Linked DNA regions of Homo sapiens: region 2 is linked to region 1. A link is a loop called in an ENCODE intact Hi-C map of the cell type or tissue named here. Cell type or tissue: psoas muscle. All regions are shown on one strand. Each heading gives the region's core, and the rest is flanking DNA. Links, peaks and the distances in the headings are about the cores only. Region 1 has its middle 88 kb from the start of ADPGK. Region 2 overlaps ADPGK-AS1 (ADPGK antisense RNA 1).

Region 1 (9,130 bases), core at 1,131-9,130:
GCCCCTTCACCTTGCTTGATAAGCAACTGCCCAGTGCTGGCCACTCTGGAGGAGTCATGGGAGCCCACACTGGCTCTGGGAGAGTGTGTACTCTAGGCGATGGGGTTGCCCCTGGCTCATGGGCTCACTGTCTCCTGACAGCTTGGCCCCTGGTGTCTCCTGGGAACAGCCCTTCTTGCTTAGGCCATTAGCACACCCTTAAAGAGGGAGAGAACTGCCGTCAGCAGACCTCTGGCTTCTCCCAGCCATGGCTGGGGAGAAGGAGCTTCCCAAGGTGCTTTGCAGCTGCTCCTGTGGGCCCACAGTGCTCTTTCTGCACCATCTTGGCACTCAGCACTGTGTGTACTCACCCTGGAGACACAGATTGAGCCCTGATCTGTATTTAGTCTTAGTCACAGTCCCAGTGTGGGATTCCCTCCCCTGCCCACCCCACCCCCACCCTTGGAAACAAGTGAGTGGGAGCCTTTCTCATCTCCGGGGGTGGATCAAAACTCCCTTGCCCAGAGTGGGTGGGAAGAATGCTGAGCCTGGGGAAGGATTCTGGGGTGCACTCTTTCCAAGCCTCCCTGCTTCTTCAATGGATCATGAATCTTAATTCCCCATCCCAGCAAGGGCTGCTTCCAGAGCTGAGAGAGAAGCTGTGTAGTTGGGATCATTGCAGCCCTCAAGGATGCACTCAAGCCAGTGAGGAGGAGAAAGACCACTTGACCACCCATGGAATCAGGGATCATTCCTGAACCCCTTTCACTGTCTATTTGGATAGAAGGATAGAAAGTAAAGGTGGTGATCATCTTTTGATTCTACTCTTATCTTGCCCAAATCCCCACTTGCTAGAGTCTAGGAAGCCAACAACCCCTTCATGGGTATAGATTTTCACCCAACCTACTTCAGTCAGGTATGAGCCCATAAAGCCTAGGCCAATTCCTGCTTGGTTCCCAGCACCCATTTACCTCCTGATCTCTGGTAGGGATAAGAGTGTGTTGGGGATGTATTAGTTTTTCTATTGCTGCTGTAATAAATGATCACACATTCAGCAGCTTAAAATGATATCTGCTTCTTAGCTTACAATTTTGCAGGGCAGAAGTCAAAATTGAGGTGTCTGCAGGCTGCATTCCTTGCTGGAGGTTCAAGGGAGGATCCATGCTTTTGTTCATTCAAGTTGTTGGCAGAATTCGGCTCCATGCAGTTGTAGGACTGAGGGTTCTTTGTTGGCTGCCATCTAAGGGTCACATTCAGCTTCTAGAGGTTGCCAGCATTCCTTGATTGGTGGTCCCCTTCCTCCATCTTCCAAGCCACCAATGGTGGGTAGCGTCCTCTCACAGTTTACATTTCTCCTGTCTTTTCTTTCGTTGCATCTCTCTGAGTTGAGCAGGGAAAGGCTCCCAGCCACCTGGGTGGCCCCAGTCTAATCGCCTGAGCCCTTAAAAGCTGGGAGCCTTTCTCTGCTGAACTTTCACACTTGACTTTGCAGGTGTGATTAAATTTACCAATCTTTCTGTCTCAAGATCGGTAACCTTAATCACACTTGCAAAGTCCTTTTGCCATGTAACATAACATATCACAGGTTCTGGGGATTGGAGTGTAGACATCTTTGGAGGCCAGTATTTGGCCTGCCATAGAGTGTGATTAAGAGCTTCATCTCTGCATCCTCTTCCCCTCCCCCTCACAAATTCTGGTCCTTTAACCTCAGGGTGAGGAAGAAGCCCAGGACACAAGAGAAAAGCCAGGTCTCTTCTTGGCTTACAGGTGAAGGTTTCCCTTATTTGAAGTTGTCTGCACAACTTCTTCAAAGAGAGGCTGGTTTGAGAGCTGGAATCCCACTAGGGGTGTTGAAAGTAGGAAAAAGTGAGGAAGAACTGAGGTTCTAACTAACCTCAGCCTTTATCCAAAGCCTTCTCCATTTACCAGCAACACAGAAACAAACATTGATGTGTGAATATTCTATAGATTCCTCTGCCCAGTATGTAGCTTCAAGTAGACTATGAACTCTCCTCCCTTGCTGGGGAGCCCAGGCCAGACAACCAGGCTCTAGGAAAGCATTTATATGTATTAAAGATGTTCATATGTTAAAAAATACAATTTGGGGGGGTGTTTGGAAATATGAAATATTTTCACCAGGGGCTAGCTGAGAGCCAGGCGACCCTGCAGGAACCGGTTCATGGGCTGCTTCTGTGTACCCTCCCCTGTGTGCCTGCTCAGCATCTGGGCCCCTTGACCTCCTGCTCTCTGGAAGGGTCTGTCAGTCTCGCAGGTAGCAAGCCTGTAGGATGCAAAGCAGTCAATCTGTGGACACTGTTAAGGACCAAATCCCTAGCCATAGACACCATCTGCTCCCAGGAGGATTGGTGTTTGTCCTGTAGGACCGACCTCTACTTCTACCCCAGCTATATGGGGAGCCAGGGCAGCTCTGGCTTCTGGGTTGACCTCCACTTCGGGCTCTTGGGCTCCCACTGCTTGGGGTGTGTCATCACCTCTCAGACTCTCAGTGGTGTGATTACACTTTGTGAGCAAGAAGGAGAAATGTCAAGGTGGTGCCTTATTGGGTACAGGGCTAGGGAATAAGACCTCAAAGTATCCCAGAAACCTAAACATCTTCACTACCACCAGGGGAGGTCGAGTGATAAGAAAGACTAATCAGTACTTTCTGGGTTGCTTATTTCAGGAGCCTAACCTTCACCTCCCTACTCAATTCCCTTTTCTATTCTCAACCTTCCTGATATCCATTGCTATCCCCACCTTGCTTGTCCTAGTTCTGATCCTCTTTCTAGCTTCACTATAAATAACACCACTAACACGCCACACACACACACACACACACACACACACACACACACACACACAAAACTAGATATATTACCATAATAAAAAAGTCACTATGTTAGGGATCCTTAAACTTTGGTTTGCTTAGGGGTTGCTTAATAGCAATCTGGCAGTGGCCTGAGCCCCACCCCTGGACATTTTGATCTGGGTCTGGGGTGGAGTCTGAACTACTCTATTTTTAACAAGCTATATTTTTAACAACTACCCAGGTAACTGTTGACTGATGCAGCTCACTGTCTGTGACCTGGATGATCAGGCTGCAGCCTGACCTCCTTTTAGGGGTAGGTATTTTTAAGCTGTTTTATAAGCACTTTGTTCTAGTCTCTTTCCTTTATAGGTTAGAAATACCTCTGATTTGAACCAAGGCCAGTTCAGTATTTGGTACAGATCTTAATACACTGGTAATTTTAAATAAATACTTACACTGGTAATTTTTTATAAATACTTTTTAAATATCAGAAGTCATTTTTGCTTGAAACAAGCCTTTCAACTCTGAATCTAAATAGTCACTAGTGGATGCAAATTCATTTGGAAAGGATAAACATTTTTTATTTGTTTTCACATACAGTACTCTGGTGTCTCTCAATAGACAATCATCAATTTACATTCATTTATTCAACACTGATTAAGCAGGGACATTGTATTAGTCCATTCTCACATTGCTTTAAAGAACTATCTGAGACTGGGTAGTTTATAAAGAAAAGAGATTTAATTGGCTCACCATTCTACAGACTGTACAGAAAGCATGGCAGGGGAGGCCTCAGGAAACTTACAATCATGGAGGAAGGCAAAGGGGAAGCAAGCACGTCTTCACGTGGCCAATAAAAGAGGGAGTGAGCGAAGAGGGAAGTGCTGTATGTTTTTAAACAACCAGATCTCGTGAGAACTCTCTCACAAGACAGCATGAGGGGGATGGTGCTAAACCATTAGAAACCAGCCCCATGATCCAATCACCTCCCACCAGGCCCCACCTCCAATACTTGGGATCACAATTCAACATGAGATTTGGTTAGGGACACACAGCCAAACCATATCAGATATAAAGATGAATAATGACTAGATGCCTTTACGAGAATTTCAGGCCCTGTGTGCTCTGATCCTGACCTGCACCCCCATTGTCATTTTGCCATGACAGGAACTCCCAGCCCTGCACCAGCCACACTTAGCTTCTTACAGGTCCTTGAACTTGCTAAGCTTCCTCTCACCACTGAGTCTTTGTCCATGCTAATCCCTCTGCCTAGAATGTTCTTCCCTCCTTTTTCTAATTCATTTCTACTTATTTTTCAGCCTTCAGCTCAAAGGACACCTCGAGGAATATTTCTCTGGTCTCCCAGACCTAGGTTAGGTTGGGCTCCCACATCATAAGATCTCTTAGTTTTTATGCCTTTTTTTTTTTTTTTTTTTGAGAGAGAGTCTCGCTTTGTAGCCAGGCTGGAGTGCAGTAGCATGATCTTGGTTCACTGCAACCTCCGCCTCCTGGGTTCAAGTGATTGTCCTGCCTCAGCCTCCTGAGTAGCTGGGACTACAGGTGCACGCCACCACACCAAGCTAATTTTTGTTTTTTTAGTAGAGACGGGGTTTCATCATGTTGGCCAGGATGATCTCGATCTCTTGACCTCGTGATCCACCCACCTCGGCCTCCTAAAGTGCTGGGATTACAGGCGTGAGCCACCGTGCCTGGCCTATGCCTTCTTTTAAGAATAGTTTTAGCCATTCTTATGTGCCTAATGCACAGTGGGCTCTCTGTATTTGCTGAATGAATAGATGCATGTGAACATGTGGATTTCTGAATCCTCAGGCTGTCACATCCTAGTGGGAGAAACAGACGTGTGAAGTAACCATAGTAATAGGTGCTACAATAGAGGAGCAGACAAGATTTGATTTGTCAGGGAAATCAAAACACAAAGATTGTTTGATCAGTACCACTTGTGAGGTTGGGCCAGGGAAGACTTTATACAGAAGGTGATGCTTCAGATGAATTTTGAAGGGCAACCAGTTTTCCAGGCAGAGGAGAGGGTATTTTTGGCTAGAAAGGACCATGTGGTGATGCTGCAGGGTGGCCTCAAGCAGTTCACTGCACCTGGAGGGATGGGGTTTAAACTCAGTGGCAGGACTCCACCCAATGCCATTTGGGAGCCAGATCTCTCCCTGGAGGGGTTGGATTGTGCACCCCCAACCAAAATGTCCAAGTCCTAACTCACAGTACCTGTGAATGTCACTTTATTTGAAAAGAAGGGTCTTTGCAGATGTAATTGAGTTAAGGGTTCTTTGAAATGAGATCATCCTGGATTAACTGGATGGGCCCAAATCCAATGACAAGTGTCCTTATAAGAAGAGGAAAAGACAAAGACAATGGAAGAAAGCCCGAGGAAGACCATGTGAAGGAGAAGGCAGAGGTTGGGATGATGCAGCCACAAGTCACGGATCACTGAGGATTGCCAACAGCCACTAGAGGCTAGAAGAGAAGCAGGGAACAAACGGTTTCTCCCTCAGAGTCTCCAGACGGCACTGTGCAGAGCCTTGCCAGCTCTGCTGACACCTTGATTTTTAGTCGTCTGGCTTCCAGAACTGTGAGAAAATAAATTTCTGTTGTTTTAAGCCACTCAGCTCGTGATAAATTGTTATGGCAGCCACAGGTAACTAAAACATATCCTCAGTGCTCAGCCCAGATCCAGCATGGCTCTGTGACCAGCAACCCGCAAGACTAGAATCCAAAGAAGGGCTCTCCCGAGCATGGGATGCCAGACCTTCCCCTTTGGCTGCTTAACACAGAGGAAACTGTGGCTACAATAAACAGAGAGGGGTCTTTGTAAACAGGCAACCGGTTGGCTGCCCAAAGTGGACAACCTTTTCAGGATTGAGAAATGGCAGTCTTCTTGACATTTTAGAAAATCTTTTCCTGGGGGATTTGGCTTCACTTCCTGCTTGGATTTGAAGCCTGCAAATACATTTACAAAGTCAAGCATTTCCCTGGTGGCTCCCAGGCTCTTTTCAGCAGGGAGAGGGTAGTGGGGTGTCATTGGTGATGTTTTCTGCCAAGAACGAAAGCAAAATTTCTCCTGTTCACCAACCTCCTTGCCCAAAGCAAATCTGAAGAAGGCTCTTATGACGCACCTTTCAAAAGAAAAAAAACTTTTTAGAAACGTAAGATTTGTTTAATGCTTTTAATTAACCAGACATATAGTTCTCTTGGCAGGTTTGTGGTAGGGAGAATAATGGCTCCCCAAAGACATCTCTGTCCTAATACCTGTCCTAATATGTTAGGTCATATGGTAGAGGAGAATTAATGTTGCAGATGGAATTAAATTTGCCAATCAGCTGCCCTTAAAATAAGATTATCGTGGATTATCCAGGTGGGCTAGATGAAATCACATGGGTTTTCGTAAGACAGAGGGAGGTGATATGAGAAAGATGCTTCAACCAGACATGGTTGCCTTTGAAGATGGGAGGGGGCATGAGCCAAGGAAGCAGGCAGTCTCTAGAGGCTGGAAAAGGCAAGATAATGGGTTTATACTTAGTCTGCAGAAAGAAAAGCAGCCAAGCCAATGCTTTGATTTTAGCCCAGGGAAGCCTATTTCAGACTTCTGACCTCAGAACTGTAAGATAATACATTCATGTTGTTTTAAGCCTCTAAGTGTGTGGTAATCGGATAGGAAACTAATATAGGGGAGAAGGAGGAGATTGGAGAGGGAATTGGTGGTAGTTCCTTTTGGTGTTTCCAATGAGGCCACCCTAATGGGAACTGTTGATGAAATACTGGCCTGAGCTACCATCAGTCGCAGAAGGAGATTGGTGATAACAATCTTTCAAACACAATTCCACTGCCAAGAAAACTGGCAGGACCCCCTCCCTTCCTTCCCTGAAGTGGAACCAGCTCAGACTTTCTGACTATAGCAAAGCCCCATGGGGTTCTTGGTTGGGTATGGCCACATCCTGACTCGTGTCCGTGGAGTACAAGGATGCATGGGAGTCTCCTCTCACTGCCCAGGACAGCTGGCTCTGCAGGAGGGCACTCCTGTGCCAGCCACGCTGACCTAATGAAGCCTTCAGCCCCTACATGGTGTCTGGTTCCTCCTGCAAAGGATCTTTGAGGCTTCCCTGTGTCTGCTTCTTTCTCTTCTGGTTCTTGCAAGCTCTCCCAGGCCTCATGAGACATGCTGGAGCACCTGTCACTGCTGGGCCACGTGCCTGCTCTGGGATGATTTGGAGAAGTAGTTGAACCTGCAGATATTTCAGGCATGCCCTCATGCGTCACTTTTCCCAACAGCTTTTGTCTTCATCTTCTCAAATGTCTCTCGGAGCACTGGCTCCCAGCCTCCTGGCTTGGAATTCATGAGAACGATGCTGCCGAAATCTGAGCTTGTCAGCGATGGCCCTGCCTGCATGGCCCAGCGGCAGAAACAGGAGGAGAAGAGCTTGTGGAGGCTGGGCAGGGCCCAGCAGAGTCAGGAGGGCTGGGGGTCACTGCAACTGAACTTATGCCAGCATCTCTCCAGTGCTATAGAAAACCCAGGGCTCCCTGCAATCTGTTCCAGAAACTCCCCAGTGATCTGGTTAACTGTGTGGGATCCAAATCCCTGTTCCACCTCTCACCAGTTCTGTGACCCTGTGCCAGTTGCTTAGATTCTCTGGGCTTCATGTACCTTCCCTTGTGTGAAATGATAAAATAGTAGGCAGACAATAATCATTAGCTATAATAACAATTATTATTTCTATTATTACCTATTGGATCCTTCACCTTCCAGAGTCATGAATCTCAATGTTCTCTCAGTGATATTCTCCAAACATCTTAGACCCTCCCTTCCTAGTGTTCTGTGTCTATTTCTAACAGTTTTATTGAGATATAGACATCCAATGAACTGCATCTTAACATGCATGGTGTGGTATGTTTTCATGTATGTGTACACTCTGGACACCATTACTACAATCAAGATAATGAAAATATCCATTATGTCCCCAAATTCTGTTTTGTAATCTTTCCTTCCCACTCCTCCCTGCCTACACTTCCTGCCCCCAGTCCTCAAACAACTACTGATTTATTTTCTGTCAGTATAGTTTGTATTTTGTAGAATTTTATGTAAATGGAATCATAGAGTATGTACTCTGTTATTGTTTTCTTTTTCTTTTGAAACAAGTTATTGGTCTGTCACACAGGCTGGAGGGCAGTGATGCAATCACAGCTCACTGCAGCCTCGGCCTCCTGGGCTCAAGCAATCCTCCCACCTCAGCCTCCTGAGTAACTGGGACCACAGGCATACACCAGCATGCTTGGCTAATTTCTAAATTTTTTGTAGAGATGAGCTGTCCCTTTGTTGCCCAAGCTGGTCTTGAACTCCTGGGCTCAAGCAATCCTCTTGCCTCAGCCTCCCAAAGTGTTGAGATCACAGGTATGAGCCATCGTGTCTGGCCTATTGTCTGTCTTTTATTTCATTGAACATAATTATGTTGAGATTCATCCACATTGTTGCATGTATCAATGGTTCATTCATTTTTATTTCTGAGAACTTGTCTACTGCATGGATATATCATAATTTATGTATGCATTCACCTGTTGATGGACATTTGGGTTGTTTCCAGTTTTTAGCTAGTTTGAATAAAGCTGCTATGGACATTCATGTACAAGTCTTTTTATGAACATATGCTTTCATTTTCTTGGATAAACATATAGGAGTGGAACAGACAGGTTATATGGTAGGTGTAAGTTTAATGTTTTAAGAAACTGCCAGACTGTTTTCCAAAGTGGTAGCATGATTTACATTTCCACCAGCAGTGTATGAGGCTTACAATGATGGCTTCACTTCGTTGCTGATGCTTGGTATGATCAGTCTGTTTGATTTTAAACATTCAAATGGGATGTAATGGTTATAATTCGCATTTCTCTGATGATTGATGATGTTGAGAATGTTTTCTTGTGCCGTCCATATATATCTTCTTTGGTGAAGTGTCTCTTTAAACCCTTTTACCTATTTTAAAAATTGGGTTGTATGTCTTATTACTGAGTTTTGAGAGTTCTTTATATATTATGTTTATAAGTCCTAACAGATATGCTTCTTTGAAAATATTATCTCTAAGTCTGTGGCTTGTCTTTTGACTCTCCTAATAATGTCTATCAAGGAATAGAAGTTCTTAATTTTGCTGATGTCTGATTTATCAATTTTATCTTTTTATGGATTATACTTTTTGTTGCATTTAAGAAATCTTTGCCTAAATCAACTTTACAAATATTTTTCTCCTGGATTTTATTCTAGAAGTTTTATAGTTCTAAGTTTACGTTTAGCTTTATGATCCATTTTGAGTTTGTTCTTGTAGA
Region 2 (10,519 bases), core at 1,307-9,306, 75 kb before region 1:
TAGTTTTTGACTATTACAAATAAAGTTGCTATGAGCATTTGTTTACAGGTCTTTTTGTAGGCTTTAATTGCTCTTGGGAAATATCTAGGAATGGAATACCTGAATCATGTAACAGATGTATGTTCCACTTTTTAACAAACTATCAAATTGTTTTCCAAAGTGGTTGTACCGTTTTATATACCTACCAGCATTCTATTAGAGTTCTAGTTCTTCTGTTTGCTTGCCAAGACTTGGTACGGTAAGTCTTTTAAATTTAGCCATTCTAATAAATATGTAGGTATATCTTTGTCTTAATTTTTATTTTCCTAATGACTAATGATGTTGAGCATCTTTTCATATCTTCATTGGTCAAGTATCTGTTCATATCTTTTGCCCATTTTTATTAGATTGTTTTTTTCTTATTACTGAATTAAAAAAATACTCTGGATGCGAGTCCTTTATAAGACCTGTGATTTGCAAATATTTTCTTGTCTGTCTTTTCATTCCCTTACCTGTTATATTGGATTAGTGGCCACCCTACTGACCTCATTTAAACTTAGTTACCTTTTTAAAGACTGTACAGTCACATTTTGAGGTACTAGGGATTAGGACTTCAATATATGAATTTTGAAGGGAATACAGTTCAGCCCATAACACTCCCCAACAATTGCTCTGGACATGCTGGAATTTTTTTTTTCTGTTCTTTGTTCATTCTTGCTCATGGTGTGTTACAAGTATCATAATTCTCCTTTTCTCTGTGACCTTGTCTCTCAGTCTCCCATCAAGGAGTGATGTCTGTTTCTCCACTTCTTGAATCTGGGCTGGCCTTGCCAATAGCATATGGCAGAAGTGACATCGTTCCATTTCTGAGTCAAAGCCTGAGGAGGCCTTGCATGCTTCTACTCTCTCTTGCAACCCTGCACTGCCACATATCAACAAGACTTATCAACAAGCCTGGGATAGCCTGCTAGATGATGAAAGAAATATGGCCCGCTTGCTCCCATCACTCCAGCTGATAGCCAGGCAACCCTAAGAAGCAAAGTCACCTAGCTGATTAGTAGCTGACCACTGACACAAAAGTAAGATCATCTGAGACCAGAAGACAGCCCATCTGAGCTCAGCCCAAATTACTGACCCACAAAGTAATAATAAATAAATGGTTATTATTTTTATGTCACTGAATTTTGAAGTGGTTTATTATTGAACAAAAGCTACCTGATACCCATCTTTTTTTTTTTTTTTTTTGATATGGAGTCTCCCACTGTTGCCCAGGCTGGAGTGCAATGGCGTGATCTCGGCTGACTCCACCCTCCGCCTCCTGGGTTCACGCAATTCTTCTGTCTCAGCCTCCTGAGTAGCTGGGATTACAGGCGCCCACCACCACACTGGCTAATTTTTTGTATTTTCAGTAGAGACGGGGTTTCACTATGTTGGCCAGACTGGTCTTGAACTTCTGACCTCATGATCCGCCCACCTCAACCTCCTAAAGTGTTGGGATTACAGGCATGAGCCACCGCACCAGGCCTACCCTTCCTAAGAGTCTTTGCTCTGGCTCTTACTTTCATCTGGAATACTCTGTGACTTGATCTTTGCATGCCTGGCTGCTTTATGTCATTCATATCTCTGCTCAAATACAATTTCCTCAAAAAGGGCTACACTGACCAATCAATATAATAAGCCTGTAGGTCTCTACGGCTTCTCCCTATTTATTTGTTTATTTTTAGAGATGAGGTCTCACTCTGTTACCCAGGCTGGAGTGCAGTGGCATCATCATAGCTCACTGCAGCCTCAAACTCCAAACACTTGGGCTCAAGCAATCCTCCCTCCTCAGCCTTCTGAATAGCTGGGACTACAGGTGCATGCCACCTTGACTGGCTAATGTTTTTTTTTTAATTTTTTTTTAGAGAAGGGGGTCTCACTATGTTGCCCACACTAGTCTTGAACCCCTGGCCTCAAGCAATCTCCTACCTCAGCCTCCTGGGTAGCTGGGATTACAGGTGTGAGCCACAATGCCCAGCCATTTTTTTTTTTCTTACACAGAAAAGCTCCAATATTCACTTAGATACTGCAGAAGGAAAAGAGAGGCTGAAAGGGTTGGATCAAGGAAGTAGGAAAGGGAATTTCTGGGGCATTTCCTTCCCCCAATCCCAGAATAGCCACAGAAATCACAGTCACCAAGAGCTGCTGCTTCTGAATAACATGACAGTGATGGTAAATTTTCCAAAATGTTGATTGTAACAGAGTTTGCCACATGACCAAACTGGTGGATCATAGAGTGGACAGACATCAGGAGCTCTGGAAAAAAAATTGCTACTCAGTACCTACTCAAGTTGTAATGGGGAGAGAAATGGACTGATATGCCGGATTTTTGTTGCAGAGAGCTGGCAAACTTGCAGTAAGTAACTAGCTGCATTCAAACTGACTGACGCACATAGATGGAGCCCTGAAATCCATAGCTCCGTTGAAGAGGCAGCAGAATTTATCTACTCCGACCCAGGTTTGCGGAATTTATCAACTCCAACCCAGGTGCTAGGCTGCTTGTGGTAGGGAGTGAAGCCATCATGCTGATGGATTTGGTGGTGACAAAGCAGGCTGTCAGGAAGAAGTAGGTCCCCCAGATTCTCCCGGGCAAGGGGACAACACTGGAAACTACATGTGGTAGTTTCCAGTATGTTAGGCTTTTCCTTCTGAAACTTGGCAAAGTAGAATTTGCTGAAAAGTAAGCAGTACAGCTTGTTTTTAATTTCGTTTCTCAAGAAAACCCAGCTAAGTCTCATCATGACTGTTTACTCTTGTTTCTTTTGGGAAATTAACTTCTTAATATAACTTTGACTAAAGATATGTAGATTTGTGGTATGAAAAGAAAATCTATCTGTTGGATGATGTTCCCAGTGAAGTACTATCCATTTGTTATTTTAAAAGTTATTCTCTTTTGTTCTAAACAGTAAATAGTGCCAAAACTAAGAAAAACATGTATTATAGTTTCAACGTCAGGCTGACTTGCCTGCAGATCTGTTCGCAATAGACTGTAATGCCCCTTTAAAGAAAGATTTAGAAATAAATTATTAAAAGTATTAATTCATTTAAAAAAATGTAAGCATGAATGGGGACAAGCTGGGGAGAATGATTTGTCTGCTCTTTCTGGGAGGGTGGCGAGCAACATCCATGAGAAACCTGCAGGCCTTGCCACTGCTGCTGAGAGCCAGTGACCCCAAGGGCTGACCACTTGGGATGTTAGCTGCTTCTAGTCCAGGCACTGTGGTCTGGGCCTGTGGTATAAAGAAGGGCTATTGCCATAAAAGGAGATAGACACAACCAGCTTCAGTTCATCCTGCTTCCTGTCTCAGAATTTTTTTTTTTTTTTTTTGAGATGGAGTTTTGCTCTTGTTGCCCAGGCTGGAGTGCAATGAATAGCGTGATCTTGGCTCACTGCAACCTCTGCCTCCCAGGTTCAAGCGATTCTCCTGCCTCAGCCTCCCAAGTAGCTGGGATTACAGGCACCTGCCACCACGCCCAGCTAATTTTTGTATTTTTAGTAGAGACGGGGTTTCACCACATTGGCCAGGCTGGTCTCAAACTCCTGACCTCGTGATCTGCCCACCTTGGCCTCCCAACAGAATTTTTTTAAAAAAGAAATATGGTATGTCTTTGGAAACCCGAGATTCAAATCTTAGCACCCTATATCCCCACCACCACTACCATTAACAGTGCAGTTTGGAGCAAGTTGCTTAATCTTTTCCAGCCCAGTTTCCCATTTGTAAAATGGAAAGAATGACATCCATATAATGTAGTTGCTGGAGGATTCATTATTTTATTATTCAACAATTGTTTATTGAGTGCCAGACATTAGTCTAGTCACTAAGACAGACAAGGTCCATGTTCTCATGGAATTCATATTCTAACAGGGTAAGGTCACAACAAATAAATAATAAACAAATGAAAAATATCAGATATTGATAAGTTTTAGACAGAAAATAAAATAGGGAGCTGGGCATGGTGGCTCCTTTCTAATCCCAAAATGAGAGAATTGCTTAAGCTCAGGAGTTCGAGACCAAACTGGGCAACAGGGCAAAACCTCGTTTCTACAAAAATACAAAAATTAGCTGTCCCAGCTACTTAGAAGGCTGAGGTGGGAGGATCATTTGAGCGCGGGAGGTCAAGGCTGCAGTGAGCTTGATCACACCACTGCACTTGATCAGCGTGGGTGACAGAGTGAGACCTTGTCAAACAAAACAAAACAACAAAACAAACACAAAACAATACAGATTCACTGTATAATATTATTTAGAAAATGCAGAAAGGTACAAATACTTATTTTATAATAACTCTTAATCTTAATATTCAAGTTTTTGGTGTATATCTTTGCAGAGTTTTAAAAAAATGTGTGCACACACATGCGTCTTCACAGAAATGGAACTTTGTTATTGTATATGCTGCATTGTAACCTGCTTATTTGCTTAACAATAGAATGGCGTCTTTAATATATCCAAACTTTTTACCCAGAATGATTTTTCATGGCTGCGTAGAATACCATTTATTTAACCAAGCGGTAGAGAGTTAGACTATTCACAAGTTTTGCTATTATGAACAACTAGGGAGAAGCACTTACACAGCAAAATCTGCTGAGTTTCTGAATTGTCTCCTTAGTATAGACCACGCAAGTGAAACTATCAGATCCCAGGGCGCTCCCGTGCGGTTGTCAGATTTCCCTCCTGTAAAGTGGATGAGTAACCCCACCCCACATGCACTCCCGTCCACACAGCTCTTGAAAGGCCAAACCAGGCGACGCTGTGGCCCAGAGAGAACCAGAAGAGAGGGTGCGTGGGGTGCACGGCAAGCCATTGAGTCTGTGGCCACACCTAGGCGGAGAGAGACGAGCTCGGGTGAGGGTGGGCCGCGGGATCCACAGACTCCTCTTCGTGCGGTGGATGCATCAGGCTCCGTCTCTGAACCTCGGTTTCCCCATCTGCAGAATGGGGATGGGATCTCCTGGTGATGGGGATCTGTGGACGCGGCGCCCTCGGGGGTGCACAGAACTAAGGCCGGCCTGCAGCAGCGACCTCGGGGGCTGGTGGGGACGGAAGACCGGACCTCCTGGCCCGAAGGCTGGGCGCAGCCCCCGCCCGCCCGCCTCTTCCCGCCGGCGCCTCCCCGGGGTGGCAGTGTGGGGAGAGTGGCTTGGCGCCCGCAGGGGGCGCCGCGAGCCCACCGCGAGAGCGGCCGCGGCGCGGGGTGGGTGCCGAACGGGCTGCGCGCCGCGCTGCTCCCGACCCGCGGGTCAAGTCTGGCGCCTGGGAGGTCCTTGAATTCCGCGGGATTTGTTTTTCCGCAAAACCAAAAACGCCATCCACTTAACAGATCCGTGCTAGGAGGCCCTGGCTCAGTCCTTCCACCAAACACCTCGGCCCAGCCGCGGCTGTACGGCTCCCAGGCTCCCAGTGTTTCCTCCACGCTTTCAAACCTCAGCGCTGAGGTGACCGCCTCCGGGCAGCCTTCCCGGACTACCCCAGGACTTGGGGGCGTGGCTCCACAGCGGGCCTAGTTCCGCCCGTGTGCTGGCCTCTTCCACGACCGGCAGTCTTTGAGGATGGGGCTTGGCCTCCATCCCCTTGAACCCCTCAGCGTCGCACCCCAGAGCCACTCTGACCCCTGGCCAATGATTATAAGTGAGGGAGCCACCTCTTCTCCCTGCGTGGCACAGGCCAGGGTCCGCAGGAAGGGGCCTTGCTCATCCCCAATCTTAAGCTCCGCTGAGATGAAGGAACCAAGAGCAGGCTTGGCACTGGGAGGGCGGCTGTCCCAGTGGCGGGGAGGGGAGCTCTGGATCTGTGGGGGAGTTTGTGCAGCGTGTCAGCGGGGGGTGGGGTGGGGGGGGTGGGGGCCTGTGGATGCCCGCAGGTGTTTGTGTTTGTGCATGTGTAAGTCTCTGTGTGTATATATTTGTGGGAAAGCATCTTCTAAATTAAGAATATATTTGTGTAGGGTAAATGGTCAAGTCAAATAGAAAGTGACTTCAATACTTGTTACTTGATGGTATAAATACAATAGCCAAGGAATTCAGTCCAGAAGCTCACATTTGAGGGTTAGGGATTGGTGCTGTATTTGTTACAACAGGCGTCTAACCTTGGTCAAATCTCTTCCTCATAGTCTTCATTGTCTCTGGTTTGTTTGTTTGTTTTTCTGGTTTGTTAAATGATCCTTTTTTTTTTTTCCCCGAGACAGGGTCTCACTTTGTCTCCCAGGCTGGAGTGCAGTGGCGCAATCACCACTCACTGCAGCCTCACCTACCGGGCTCAAGTGATCATCCCACCTCAGCCTCTCCAGTAGCTGCGACCACAGGCACGTGCCACTAAATGATTATTTTTTCAAGGGAGAAATCATGCCTGTCATACAAATAAAAAATGAACAAGTGTAAAAGATTTTATTTAACTCATTAGTTAATGAAGTTAAAAACTGATTCAAAGGACAACACAAAGGCCAGATACACACACTGGCATCAGAAATAATGAAATAAGTTTGTTAATTGATACAAAACTGGCTTCATCCACAGTGTGTGTGTGTGTGTGTGTGTGTGTGTGTGTGTGTGTGTTTGGCGGGGGGTGGGGTGGGGGGTGGGGGATCACTTGCATCTCCACCTGACAAAACTTGTTTGCATTGCCATGGACAATAATAATTTGTATTATTTTCAGTTTTCTACAGTTTACAGATTCAAAGACAATGAAAAATGGAGACTACCATAGAATGACATAACCTGGAAGGGCACACCAGGCCTGCATTCCATAGGGTACATTTTCTCCCCATTTCAAAAGTCTTTCACAATTTTTCCTGGCCACTTATACAACAGGCTTGAGTTGCATAAAGGTTTTTCAAACTTTTTAGTGGCGGAACTCTCTTTCTAAGTGAAATGTAACAGCAAACCCTAATATCTATCTATATATCTAATAGATAGATACTTTATTTTTTAATTTTTAATTTTCTATTTTTTGAGATAGGATCTCACTCTGTCGCCCAGGTTGGAGTGCAGTGGCATGATCTCAGCTGACTGCAGCCTTGACCTCCCCAAACTCAGATGATCCTCCCACCTTAGCCTGCCAGGTAGCTGGGAGTACAGGTGCATGGCACCACACCCAGAAATAATTTTTGTATTTTTTGTGGAGATGGCGTTTCGCCATGTGGCCTAGGCTGGCCTAGAACTCCTGAGTTCAAGCTATCTGCCCACCTTGGCCTCCCAAAGTGCTGGAATTACAGGCGTAAGCCACTGCACTTGACCCGAATATATTTTTTTTAACATCTCAGAGGGTTAAAATAATGTATTATACAGTTAATATATGCTTACCGTAAAGATGTCAAATAGTACAGAAAGTTAAGTGAAACATTTGTTTCCCTTCCCTTGCCCTTTCTCCCTGTCCCCTTCTCATTCTCCAGAGCCACCTACTTTAACAGTTTCTTATGTACCCGATAGACACTCTATGGATATATACAAACATATACATATATTTTTTGAGACAGGGTCTGGCTCTGTCACCCAGGCTGGAGTGTAGTGGCCCAATCTCCGCTCATTGCAACCTCTACCTCCTGGGCTCAAGCTATCCTTCCACCTCAGCCTCCCGAGTAGTTGGGATTACAGGTACACACCACCGCACCTGGCTAATTTTTGGGGTTTCACCATGTTGCCTAGGCTGGTCTAGAACTCCTGGGCTCAAGTGATCCTCCCAAAGTGATGAGATTACAGGCGTGAGCTGCTGCACATAGCAAACACACACACACACATACACACACACAAAGACACACATACACACGCGCGCTCGCGCGCACACACACACACACACACACACACATATATATATATATATTTTTTTTTTTTTTTGAGATGGAGTCTTGCTCTGTCGCCCAGGCTGGAGTGCAATGGTGTGATCTCGGCTCACTGCAGTCTCCACTTCCCTGGTTCAAGCAATTCTCCTGCCTCAGCCTCCTGAGTAGCTGAGATTACAGGCACCCACCACCACGCCTGGCTAATTTTTTGTATTTTTAGTAGCGATGGGGTTTCACCATATTGGCCAGGCTGATCTCGAACTCCTGACCTCAAGTGATCCACCCACCTTGGTCTCCCAAAGTGCTGGGATTATAGGCATGAGCCACCACGCCCAGCTGCAAACATATATTTTTAAAAACACAAACAGGATAAAATACATTGTGGATATCTTCTGATGTCAGAACATAGAGGTCCACCTCAGCATTTTAAGTGATTAAGAGTGTTCCATGGTATGGCTGCCCCTTAACTTATTTGGCTAGGCTTCTATTAACAGACTTTTTTTAGTTGTTTCTAATTTTATGGTAATATAAACAAATGCTACAATGAACCTCCTTAATCAGTATTGTGTGTGTGTGTGTGTGTGTGTGTGTGTTTGTGTAAACTTTTTAGGAGTGGAATCATTAGGTTTAAGGGTAGCTGCATTTAACATTTTGATATATCTTGCTGAGCTCTCTTCCCTGGAATTGCAATCATTTACTTTTTCTGCTACATGCTGTATCTTTACACCCCCGCCTACGTTGTGTATTATCAAACTTCTAAATCTTAGCCAGTCTGATAGAGGGAAAATGACACCTCATAATTTCAGTGTACTTTTCTACAATTATCTCTAGCTGTTACAATATTCCCTTTGGTGGGAAATTGCTTCATTATTTTCTGTGACTTCCCTTTGCAGAAAAACTCACGCGGCATAGTTCGAAAACCCTTGATCTTGACAGATTCCCTGAGCTCTCATATTCCAGGAGGCAGATTCTCTGCAAGTGTGTGTTTGTCTCCGCTCTGTGTCAGTGTGTAGCTTGTGTGCCACCTCTGTGTGTGTGATGTGTGTCTGACTGCCGATGTTCATGTTAGTGAGTGTTTACCTTTCCCTTCCTTGAGGATCAGAGACCTACTCAGGAGAGCCCAGGTTACCAAGAAGTTTACTGTAGGATACAGAGATCTCTCCCAGTTGGGAAAAGAAGAGCAACTGGATTTTCTGTAACCAAGAACTGCATATGGGAAAGGGATAGAGGACAGAGGCTGCCTTCTCTCTGCGGACCCATAAACTTGCCCATGGGCCGAAGCCAGCCACCCTGGTCTGACTCTGCATGCCTTTCAGCTGAAGGAACAATTGCTGCCTGCAACAGTCATTCAGTTTCCCAAGGAATCAACCTCTCTGTGTGACTGGGGAAAAGGAAACAGACATCAAGAGGTCTGCTGGCAGGGGCTGATGCAAGGATTGTAAATCTCTGCTTCATCACATGTGCATTATTTGGGAAGTGGCTGGAAGTTCAATTCATGCATCTACTGGCAGTGCATCTAGGGGAAAGAGCGGGAACACAGGAAGAGGAACAGGCTGTTTCATCCTTAATTCTGCCACTTACTGGCTATGTGTCCAAGGGCAAGCTGCTTAATTTTTCTGTACCTCATTCCCTTATCTGTAAATCAAGGGAAACAACGCCCACATCATGAAGTCATTGTGATGAGTAAATTAAACAATACGTATCATGGATCTTAATAAGCGTCTCAGTCAACACAGAAGTTCCCTCTCTTAAGGGTGACGTTTTGATAATGACACCTTTTCAAAATGAGGATCTCAAAGAACATCCCCAAACATTAGAGGAGGAGGGAGTCTTTTTTCCTTTAGTGTGTCCATTCAGCAGCAGCCTTGTGCCTGTGTACCACCGTGAGAATGGCAAAGTCCAGTCCTGCCTGCCCTCCTGTGCCACTCACGGCCACACGTTTTTAATTTTCACCACACTCATGCAATCTCCTGCACACATCGTGATACTTCGTGCCTCCGTACCTTTGCTTGTGCAGCTCCTGCAGCCTGGAATGTTCTCTCCCACTCCACTGTACCTGGCAAATGCTCACTTATACCTCAAAACATATCAGGACAAAGGACATAGTATTTAGTCTAACACATCTGGCTGTTTGCCTGGAAGAGAACCAGAGTGAACCCCTATCTCTAGCCATATACAAAGATAAAATTCCAGAGGGATTAAGGGCTTAAAAATGTAAAAAATAAAATGTTAACTATCTGTCAAGACAAGCCACAATGCAACATTAGCGTGTACCTGCCAGAGTAGCTAAAATGCAAACGTCAGATGATAGAAAGTATTGGGGTGGGTGTAGAGCAGCTAGAAGTCTCTTACATTACTGGTGAGAGTGTAATTGATAACGGCCACTTTGGATGACTGGCAATATCCACAAAAGCTGAACATACACGTTCTCTATGACCCAAAAATTACACTCTTGGGTAAATACTCAACAGAAATGCAGACATAAATTCACCAAAGAAAGTTTGCAAGAATGTTCATAGCAGCACTATTTGTAATAGCCCCAAATTGGAAGCAACCCAAACGTCTATCAACAGTAAAACATAAAGTGTGGTATGTTACATACAGGACTGCTGCACAGCAACGAGAATGAATGAACTACATGAATTCATCTCACAAACATAATGCTGAGTCAAAGAAGCTAGATACAAAAGAGTACACATGGATATTTCATTTAAATAATGTTCAAACA

The links. Hi-C counts contacts between places; a loop is a spot of excess contacts. Peaks named below come from ENCODE experiments on the same cell type or tissue, not always from the same donor. Only the 100,000 strongest peaks of a DNase experiment are listed, where the experiment ranks them.
Region 2: a loop joins it to region 1, with 12 times the contacts of the local background. A loop is called at or near these places in 3 of 110 quality-filtered maps.

What each region holds. Positions count from the first base shown.
Region 1 is chr15:72,866,925-72,876,054 of GRCh38, forward strand. No RefSeq gene overlaps it. Among named protein-coding and RNA genes, the nearest start is that of ADPGK, 88 kb to the left of the region's middle. In psoas muscle, for the core only: no CTCF peak of the experiment used is centred there; DNase peaks (open chromatin) are centred at 2,957 and 7,007; H3K27ac peaks cover 5,421 bases.
Region 2 is chr15:72,791,803-72,802,321 of GRCh38, forward strand. ADPGK-AS1 (ADPGK antisense RNA 1) reads left to right here. Exons shown (of 3, transcript NR_040107.1): 3 at 6,202-6,397. Among named protein-coding and RNA genes, the nearest start is that of ADPGK, 13 kb to the left of the region's middle. RefSeq lists a silencer at 5,047-5,276. In psoas muscle, for the core only: a CTCF peak has its summit at 5,182 (motif pointing right); DNase peaks (open chromatin) are centred at 5,209 and 5,459; H3K4me3 peaks cover 1,403 bases; H3K27ac peaks cover 824 bases.